Regions from separate parts of the Homo sapiens genome. Here regions 1, 2 and 4 are each linked to region 3. Evidence: chromatin loops called from intact Hi-C (ENCODE). Cell type or tissue: mammary epithelial cell. All regions are shown on one strand. Region 1 overlaps LAMA3 (laminin subunit alpha 3). Region 2 overlaps LAMA3 (laminin subunit alpha 3). Region 3 overlaps LAMA3 (laminin subunit alpha 3). Region 4 overlaps LAMA3 (laminin subunit alpha 3).

Region 1 (2,500 bases), 78 kb after region 3:
ACCAGCCAGCACCTGGATCTTGGACTTCCCAGCCTCCAGAACTGGAGAAATAAATTTCTATTGTTTAAGCCCACCAGTCTATGGTATTTTGTTATGGCAGCTCAAGGTGACTAATACGTATCCTTCTAGGTTCAAGACTAGGAAAAGAGTATACTTTCCACCAGGACACATCTGGTTCTGATTGGACCACATGCCAGTTCTGGAATTAGTCCTGTGGCCGTGGAATTCAGTGCTCTGACTGGCCAAACCTGAGTCTTCCCCCATATCCACAGAACTAGAAGTGGGGTCAACACCATCTGAACAGCATGAATGGAGCAAGGGAAGAGAGGTACCCCCATGGTAAAATCAAGGTGCCATAGCCAAGACAGGGTGGCAAAACTATGTGTCAGTAAAATCCTCAGCTCTTTGAGAAAACATAGTTCCCCAAAGTGACCAATCCTAAGAAAGATTGGGAAACCCTGTGAGGTCTAACTGTAGCATTCTTTTCCTTAAGAAACTGACATCTGACATAAAAAGCTCTTTAATCAGCTGCAGTACATGAATATAATGTCTTATCTCTTATTTTAAATGGTTGGAGCCAGGACTCCCTTTTAAAAATAAGTGTTTATCTTCCCATTGATTTTTTTTTAATTTTTAAAATTTTTAGATGGGATCTCATTATATTGCCCAGGCTGATCTTTAACTCCTGAGCTCAAGCGATTCCCCCACCTCTGCTCCCAAAGTGCTGGGATTATAGGCATGAGCCACCATGCCTGGCCTCATTGATATTTTTGGTAGAGTTGATTTGGACCTCTGCTTCTAAAGGTCTACCAAACTCTTCTGACCTCACCGGAAGCATGAGAGGGAAAAGACTATCAAGCCTCTCAGAGAGGGACTGGAGGACACCAGCAGGCATGCTTCTGGCCCCGGTGGGTGAAGGTCTGGGGTCAGCCTCTGCTGGATTCTCTGTGGTCTAAAGTCGTGGCTCAAGTGAAGGACTAATACATACACATCCAGCCTTGGAGAAGCCTGCCCATGCTTAAGAGCTGTTTTCTGAGCTGTGCAAGAAATTCACTGCCTCGTGTGCTGTTGAGGTGTACCTTGCAGTTTGTTGTTTTGGGTTTGAACCATTCTGGTAAGAGTTTGGGAGGATGCAACATTTTGTCTGTGATGGCCTTCCTTGTCTTGTAACTACCTTTTTTTCTGATAGCTATTGTGATTTTTTTTTTTAGAGGGAATTGATTACTTGACCCACTGAAATTTACAACCAATCACCATGGCCCACAATGGTGTATCAGCTGACCCAGTATATTCTAGCCAAAAAGTGTTCTTACTGCTTTGCTCTTTCTTGCTTTAAAAACTTTCAAAATCTGGCCAGGTGTGATGGCTCATGCCTGTGATCCCAGCACTTTGGGAGGCCAAGTTTGGTGCACCACCTGAGGTCAGGAGTTCTAGACCAGCCTGGCCAATGTGGTAAAACCCCGTCTCTACTAAACAATACAAAAATTAGCTGGGCGTGGTGGCACATGCCTGTAATCCCAGCTACTCGGGAGGCTGAGGCACAAGAATTGCATGATCCCGGGAGGCAGAGGTTGCAGTGAGCCAAGATCGCACCACTGCACTTCAGCCTGGGCAACAGAGCGAGACTCCGTCTCAAAAAAAAAAAAAAATTCAAAATCTTCTTTAAAGAGAATTTTAAAACCCTTCTAAGCTGCTTTTGCCAACTGTAGTCCTGGATTTATGTTTTGCATTAAATTAATTTACTCCAGACTTTCCTAAGTACAATGCAGTATTTTTTTCATTTTGACTTTGACTCACTGAAGTGCCCTATGGTTTTCTTTCTTGGGGAATTAATCAAATTATATATATGAGATCAGATTTGAGAACTGTCTATATGTATATAAAATATATATTTATGTTTGTGGGTTTTTTGACTCTATCTTCAACCACAGAATACAACTGTTAATTTGGTTATTTAGGGGGTTTACTCTTCCCTCTTTCTCCTCCCCATCCCTCATTCCTGCCTTCGTCTCCTCCTTTTTTCCGCTATTCTTCATTTTTTTCTTCCTCTTCCTCTTCCTCTTTTCCTCCTTTCTATTCCCCTTTCCCCTCCTTTTCTGGAGCAGCTTGCTAGGCAGCAGCTAGTTAGTACTGGGAACAGAGGGTAGGAAGGCAGGAATGCGGAAACGGGTGGTCCTTTCATGACATGAACTGAAGGCACCCGGAAGTGCAGCTTCCCCCAACCCCACCGACATGACCTGACCCAGGGCCCAGAACCATCCCCATTAGAGTCTGATGTAGTCTTTGGGTTGTGGTATCCGGTCTTTCTTTAGAAAAGTCCTATAAATATGTTGTCAGTGAGAGATTAACCTCCTCCTCCCTGTTAACATACTCTCCTGAGTCAGACACCGGCCGGGGAGGAGAAGTGCCCTGCTGACGAGGAATGGTGCCAGGGAAGGTTTTGGCCGTGATGCTCCTGGGAGAAGCTCCCAGCCTTTCCAGGGCAAAACCAGAGACCACT
Region 2 (2,500 bases), 93 kb after region 3:
AACCCGAGGTTGGGCATGGAAAACAAACAGCTGGAAATTTGTGTTGGGTATTACGGAAAAATGCAGGGAACAGGAGAACATCAGAAAAGAAAGAGAGGGCAGGGTGGCTCATGCTTGTAATCCCAGCACTTTGGGAGGCTGAGGCGGGAGGATTGCTTGAGGCCAGGAGTTGGAGACCAGCCTGGGCAACATAATGAGATCCTGTCTCTAGAATTTTTATTTATTTTTGATTTTATTTTATTTTTTTTTGAGACAGAGTCTCGCTCTGTCCCCCAGGCTGGAGTGCAGCGGCATGATCTCAGCTCACTGCGAGCTCTGCCTCACGGGTTCAAGCGATTCTCCTGCCTCAGCCTCTCGAGTAGCTGGGATTACAGGCATGTGCCACCATGCCTAGCTAATTTTTTGTATTTTTAGTAGAGATGGGGTTTCACCATGTCAGCCAGGATGATCTTGATCTCCTGACCTCGTGATTTGCCCGCCTTGGCCTCCCAAAGTGCTGGGATTACAGGCGTGAGCCACCACTCCCAGCCTCTAGAAAATATTTTTTAAAATAACCGGGCATGGTGGTGCATGCCTGTCATTCCAGCTCCTCAGAAGGATGAGGTGAGAGGATCACTTGAGCCCAGGCATTGGAGGTTGCAGTGAGCTATGATCGTGCCACTGCACTCCAACCTGGAAGACAGAGCAAGACCCTGTCTCAAAAAAGAGAGTGAGAGAGAGAATGAAAATCATCAAGGGGAAGCTGAGGCAGACAGAAGCAAACAAAGCCAATAGGGTTAAGGAACAATTTATAAGCAAACAAGATCCTATTATGGATTTATTTAAATGATTTGAAAAACCAGACTCAGAACAGACTTACCCAGTTCAAACACTGTGTAATTGTAATACTGAAACATTGCAAGATCCCAATTTATTGAAGAGAGATTATATTTGGTTTGTAGTGTTATACTAAGTCAGGAAAACAAACCAATTGATTTTATAAATAACTTTAGTACGGGTGGGAACAAGGAGGTGTGATAATTAAAGATGTACTTAGAAATTCTAGAACGTCTTTTAAATGGGCAATTAAAAGTCTCTTGGTACAATATTGCCCTCTTCTGGACAATACTAATGATGCTCAAAATTTTAGAATCTTTCCCTAATCTCCTCCTTCATCATCAATTAGAAGTGAACTGTCATGAGTAGACAGGATAGGGATTTGTTCAGTGGCAAAAGAGGTAATTTGGGGATTAAGGACCATAAATGTCATTCAAGATGCCTGACTATGAATTGCATGCAGACTTTGCCACACATCTATCGAAAATATAAATGTAGATACACTATTTTTGAAAACAAAACGTTTAAAACTTGAAACATCAAAACAAAGAGAAAAACAAACTACCAGATAATTTAAAAATTTCTGAATCATATTCAGGTTCCAGCAGTGCTTGTGACCCAGCTGGTACCATCAACTCCAATTTGGTAAGTAGACTATAAAAGGGTTGCAATTCTAACTATCTCTATTATTCTCATGCATATTAAGGACTAACAGTGTGGGCACTTCCAGAAATTAAAATAAGACCCAAGGCTAAATTGCTTAAAGAGGTCATTGTTGTTTTTCAAAGAGCATATGTGATTTTGTGATTTTTTTTTTCAAAAACAAAAGAATAAGATTTAGTTAAACTTGTTACTCTGGAGTCCTAGAGTTTAACTCTTACTGCAGGTTTGTAGGTTACTCAGAGGGTGTTGCCTCTGTGGAGCCCTGCATGTAAGTCTGACAAACATAATTAATAACATTGAGAAAATCAATGGCCAAGGACACATTAAATAAAGTTGGCTGTGTACAAAATAATTACAATTTATTTTATATTATTCCAAGCACAATACCATGGTATTCTGAACATTTTTTTTCTTTTTCTTTTCTTTTCTTTCTTTTTTTTTTTTTTTTTTTTGCTCTTGTCGCCCAGGCCGGAGTGCAGTGCCGCGATCTCAGCTCACTGCAACCTCCGCCTCCTGGGTCAAGCGATTCTTGTGCCTCAGCCTCCGAGTAACTGGGATTACAGGCACGCCCCACCACACCTGGCTAATTTTTGTATTTTTAGTAGAGATGGGGTTTCACCATGTTGGCTAGGCTGGTCTCGAACTCCTGACCTCAGGTGATCCACCTGCCTCAGCCTCCCAAAGTGCTGGGGTTACAGGCGTGAGCTACCACACCCGGCCTATTCTGAACAATTTTCTGAGATAATTTAGAAATTGTCTGTCTTCTTGGCCTCAGAGCCTAGAGATGCCGACTTCCAGGCACAGAATGGATGGAGTGAAAGAGGTTCTGCCATCCTTCCCATAAGCCTTGATGACATTGATGCAAGGCTGTGAATCTTGCATATTACAAAAGCACTCTCAGATAAACAATTCTTTACTGATTTTCAACATGTTAAATATTCAGACATTTTTTCTATTTAAATTGGTAGTCTATGCTGTAACAGTATCAACAGACACTGACAATGTTATAAATAAGAGTGAT
Region 3 (2,500 bases):
AGGCTTGTATGCAATGTGTAATGTTTCCAAGAGTATTATTTTGTTATTTAAACCTGTTAGTAGTAAAAATAAACAAAGACAATCCCTCACCCCCAACATCAAGCCCTGAAAAGGACTGAGTGTTGGCTTCAGAGGATGGAGGTGTGAGGAGAGAAGGTGACGTTGCCCCTGCTCTGCAGGGCTGCGGGGGAGTGAGGCCTGGAGACAGCAGATGTGGCTGCAGGAGCAGAGCTGCTGAGATGGTCCTTTGGGCCTCGTAGAGGCAAAGGCTGTGATGTCCACAGCTCCCTGGTCCCCCTCTGAGTGGCAGCTGGGATGGATAGTTCCCACACCTGTTCCCTTGTCCCATCTCAAGGGCCTGCATCTGACTTTGCTTCCTGCCTGAAGGCTCTTTCTAGATTTACAGAGGCTTCTAAAAGCTGTGTCTAGAGCAGCCTGCAAGCCCAGCACTTAATGCCCCAAGGGGCAATCCTCATCCCAAGAGGGATGATAGTTGGTGGGAAAATACCGCATTTCCCTGCCTCTCAATGGGCCAGTTCTAAAGTGCCTTCTACATAATTCCTCAGAGTGTCCCTGGTAGGATGGAGCCGTGGTTGGGTTGCTCTGGTGGCAGCCTACTCATTAACACATTGATTTTTGGCTTTTCTCCCTCCCTTATGTTCCTCTCTTCCCAGTTTGTGCTTCTTGAGGTCAACTCTTAAATAAACTACCTCTACTCAAGTCTTTGCCTCAGGGCTTTAGAGAGGGCCCAAACTAAGACAGAAGAAAGAGAGTCCAGATGGACATAGTGGTTCATACCTGCAGCCCCAACCACTCAGGAGGCAGAGGCACGAGGATCACTTGAGCACAGGAGTTAAATCCAGCCTGGGCAACTCAGTGAGACCCCATCTCTAAATAAATAAATAAACAAATAAGGAAAGGAAGCCTAGATTGAGACCCTGAAACCCCCTGCAGGTGTTAACACAGGCAAATACTATGAAAATGTTATTTAAAATGCAAAAAATAGAAAATTCAGAAATTGTTTCTAAAGCTCCAAGGTTAAATGTAATAGGGGAAACTGCATTATAAATTTTAAGGAAAAATATTAATAGGTCACAGGAGAAATGCCCCATTACTCTACCTTTCTAATTTTTCATGAATTCATCACAGACAGTGAACTCCCCAGGAGCCAGATGCAAATACAGGATCCAATCATCTGAGAGTGAATTCAGTATGTAGTTGCATTCTAGAATCTTTTTTTTTTTTTTTTTCCTGATTCCCTTCAACTTTTATGAGACTTTGGTGGGTGAATCCAAAACATTCTTTGTAGCTGACTCAGATGTGGAGGGAAGCCTGGGCTAGTTTCTGATACTTTTGGGGCTTGAGGACTTTGGAGATTAACTTGGCTCTACAGATGGTTGGCTGATGAGGTCACTAAGGAGGGTGACTCAGCTGGTTCCCCGGGTGGACACAGCCCAATCCAGAAGGTGGATGGCTCTTGGTTTTGACCCAGTCTTTCTGGATTCCTGAGGAATTGTGTAGACTATAAGCTTCAGGAGGCCAGGGACTATGTCTTGTTTTGTTCACTGTGTTCTGTTCACTACATGATGTTTTGCTTCCAACATCTTGCACAGTGTTTAGCATACAATAGTTGTTTAATAAATATTTGCTGAGTTAATGTAGAATGAACCAAGGATGACTCAGCATCAGCCTGAACTTTCCCAGGGTATAGTAGTAATGGAAACATATTGCTGTGAGACCAAATCTCTGGGTGAGGGTGGAAGAGTTTTAGCTCTGTAATTAATTACGGTTCGTTCCATTTATGACACTTGAGTCTCTCTGCAACATTTTAAGAGTATTTTATAGCTATAACAAAATTAGAAAATACAGAAGATTATATTTAGAACAATTTTGCTATTAATAAATGGTGTTTTTTTGTTTTTGTTTTTGTTTTTTTTGAGATGGAGTCTCACTCTGTCACCAGGCTGGAGTGCAGTGGCGCAATCTCGGCTGACTGCAACCTCTGCCTCCCAGGTTCAAGTGATTCTCCTGCCTCAGCCTCCCGAGTAGCTGGGACTACAGGCACGGACCACCACACCCAGCTAATTTTTTTGTATTTTTAGTGTGATGGGGTTTCACCATGTTGATCAGGATGATCTTGATTTCTTGACCTCGTGATCCACCCACCTCAGCCTCCCAAAGTGCTGGGTTTACAGGCATGAGCCAATAAATGTGTTATTAATGAACATCATCATGAGGCACAGCCCTTGAAGTCAAACAATTCATTAGTGGGTAGAAAAACAGGTGCCAATAAAATCCTCTGGGCTACTAGGGATAGAATATTATCCTTTATGGTCCTTTAGTAACTTCAAAGTGTTAATTTGGGGTGCTTTGAAGTAATTTATACATTAGGAAGAATCTGGAAATCAGGTGTTTTCTTTTAATACATGAAAAACTCATTCTGGGTGCAGTGTCTCATGTCTATAATCTCAGCACTTTGGGAGGCCAAGGTGGGAGGATT
Region 4 (2,500 bases), 160 kb after region 3:
AGGGACCCAAAGTCGTTTGGTGGCTGCCTAGGACTAGGGGTGGGAGAGCAGGTGGGGAGAATGGGAAGTGATTACCAAAGGGTCTGGGATTTCTTTTTGAAGGGATGAAAACATTTTCAAATTGATTGTGGTGGTGTTTGTACAATTCTGTGAATATACTATAAGCCACTGAATTGTACAGTTTACATGATGAATTGCATGATATGTAAATTATATCTCAATAAAGCTGTGATATTAAAATGAACAAACACGACATACAAGAAAACAAATGAATAGGCCGGGTGTGGTGGCTCATGCCTGTAATCCTAGCACTTTAGAGGGCCGAGGAGGGCGGATCACTTGAGGTCAGGAGTTCGAGACCAGCCTGGCCAACATGGTGAAACCCCGTCTCTACTGAAAATGCAAAAATTACCTTGTAATCCAGCTATTCGGGAGGCTGAGGCAGGAGAATCGCTTGAACCCAGGAGGCAGAGGCTGTAGTGAGCCGAGATTGTACCACTGCACTCCAGCCTGGGCGAGAGAGCGAGACTCCATCTTAAAAAAAAAAAAAAAAGAAAACAAACAGAAACCGTCTTTCCAAGTTGTATACTTCCAGGCTTTTCCTTTCCCTCTTTTCTTTTACTGTTCATTCAGTGGCTAAGCAGCTACTTTTCGAGCACCCATGACAGGGCCAGGCCTCAGCCCTATCTATGTGATGAGGAAGCTGAAGGAAGAAGACAGAGGCAGTCCCTGTTCTCCTGGGGCTTGACCTAGAGTGTGGCAGGGAGGGAGAGAAAGGGTGGGAGTCATCACACTCAATAAATACACACACTAATCAGTAAGAGGTATAACTGGAGATAGAGATGACATTTTCTGCAATAGGCTGTGTCACTGACAGTGAGGGGGTGGCTGCTTTAGAGGGGTGGCCAAGGAGGCCTGAAGTTAGAGGAAGCCATGGCAGTATTTTGGCCACGAGGCTCCTAGACAAGGATGAAACAGAAGGAAAAGGCCTGTGACAATGTGTTCAAGGGCAGTGAGAAGGCAGGAGTGGCAGAAGTGCAGTGTGAAGAGGGCCAGAGGTGAGGTTGGTGGAGCAACCAGGACCCAGATCCTGCAGAACCCTGCAGGCTGTGGTCAAGCATCTGGATCTTATCCTCAGTGCGATGGAAATTTTGGGGCAGTTCTGAGCCACTGAGTGATCTGAGCTCTCATTCAGCCTCCAGAGTGACCAATAGACTACATAGGTAGGAATCCACCACTGTGTTTTCAAGGTAACCCCCTCTCTCCTTAAGTGTGGCACTTTGTCATATCCTTACTCATCACAAAGGGTTCACTGTGGGCCCAAGCAAAGAATGATGTAACAAACTAAGTGAAGCAAGAGTTGTTCTGAAAATCAAGAAGATACTGAGAACATCTCACTAGTACATAGACTCAGAAACAAGTGTGGATCACAAAGGCAGGCCTATATCAGCCCTTAACAGACACATGGGCCAAGTCCTAACATCACCAGAAGTCATGTGCCAAGTGTGGCTTCTCTGGAGAGACCTATTTGGAATGCTCACCCTGCTTTGCTGTCTATGTCTTTGATGCTCGTGAAGCCCGCCCCATCCTGCAGCTTTATTTGTCAAGGGATCAATCACATGAGCTTGCCCAGACTTGTTTGAAGAGAAGCTGGCAAAAGTAGAAAGCAGCGAGATTTCCACTGGGGTGCTTGGAAAAAGTTTTTCATTTTCATTTGCAAAGCGTAGTAGCATCAAGGTCAGCTTCCAGCTTCCATAAGTTGAAGTAACACGTAGGTCTTTGAATTTATCAGTAAAACTCTATTTGTATCTATTTCTCCTTCCTGCAATATTAATAGTGCTGACCAATGTCTAACTGTCTTTTGAGAGGCTTCCTAAACAGGCATTCTCTTACCAGCAAATGGAGTGATATTCCCTCAGATGTCATCAGTGTCATGTCCAGTGGCAGACAACAGGGCTTTTTCATGGTCTCTTTGGTGTGTGTGTGTGTGTGTGTGTGTGTGTGTGTGTGTGTGTGTGTGTGTGTGTTTAAAGCTGCTTCTAAAATATCATCACTTATTGCTTCTCAGCCTTTTGGCTAAAATCAAGTGTAAAATATCACCACTTTAGAGCTAAAAGAAAAGGGATCAAAATTCCACAACTTGGTTTGAAAAAAAAGTGAGAATCAGCAATGATTGTGCCCACAGAAATGCCGAGGCAGGCGAGTGGTCTCTGTGCATCTTTAGGGGGCTCCAGGGCCTGGCCTCCCCACCAACTTTTCTTCCCAGAAGGCAATGTGCCTGATAGAAAAGAACTAGAATCAACAAGGAGAACGTTTTTTTTTAAAGAATCAGAACTCTCTGTTCTTTTTTCTGCCTAGACTTGTTTTACTCCTTCCTTGTTATTCCTGGAAAAATGCTGTTGTAATCATCTCTTCCAAAGTGAGTTACTCTGCTCTGTCTTAAGGGGAAAAAATGCTCTTCCCCAAGGAACAAATAAAATAAATGCCTTCAGTCCTTGTT

The links. Hi-C counts contacts between places; a loop is a spot of excess contacts. Peaks named below come from ENCODE experiments on the same cell type or tissue, not always from the same donor. Only the 100,000 strongest peaks of a DNase experiment are listed, where the experiment ranks them.
Region 1: it touches region 3 in a loop (3-fold over the local background); 5 of 110 quality-filtered maps call a loop at or near these places.
Region 2: it touches region 3 in a loop (5-fold over the local background); 14 of 110 quality-filtered maps call a loop at or near these places.
Region 4: a loop joins it to region 3, with 4 times the contacts of the local background. A loop is called at or near these places in 2 of 110 quality-filtered maps.

Annotation. Positions count from the first base shown.
Region 1 is chr18:23,796,081-23,798,580 of GRCh38, forward strand. The region is part of intron 12 of LAMA3 (laminin subunit alpha 3); the gene reads left to right. Among named protein-coding and RNA genes, the nearest start is that of LAMA3, 110 kb to the left of the region's middle. In mammary epithelial cell, no CTCF peak of the experiment used is centred here; no DNase peak of the experiment used is centred here.
Region 2 is chr18:23,811,643-23,814,142 of GRCh38, forward strand. It overlaps LAMA3 (laminin subunit alpha 3), which reads left to right. Exons shown (of 75, transcript NM_198129.4): 14 at 1,415-1,461. Among named protein-coding and RNA genes, the nearest start is that of LAMA3, 120 kb to the left of the region's middle. In mammary epithelial cell, a CTCF peak has its summit at 1,099 (motif pointing left); no DNase peak of the experiment used is centred here.
Region 3 is chr18:23,718,437-23,720,936 of GRCh38, forward strand. All of the region lies in intron 2 of LAMA3 (laminin subunit alpha 3), which reads left to right. Among named protein-coding and RNA genes, the nearest start is that of LAMA3, 30 kb to the left of the region's middle. RefSeq lists enhancers at 1,532-2,032, 2,033-2,500. In mammary epithelial cell, no CTCF peak of the experiment used is centred here; a DNase peak (open chromatin) is centred at 1,395; H3K27ac peaks cover 2,500 bases.
Region 4 is chr18:23,882,073-23,884,572 of GRCh38, forward strand. The region is part of intron 40 of LAMA3 (laminin subunit alpha 3); the gene reads left to right. Among named protein-coding and RNA genes, the nearest start is that of LINC02958, 99 kb to the right of the region's middle. In mammary epithelial cell, no CTCF peak of the experiment used is centred here; DNase peaks (open chromatin) are centred at 719 and 1,329; H3K27ac peaks cover 2,129 bases.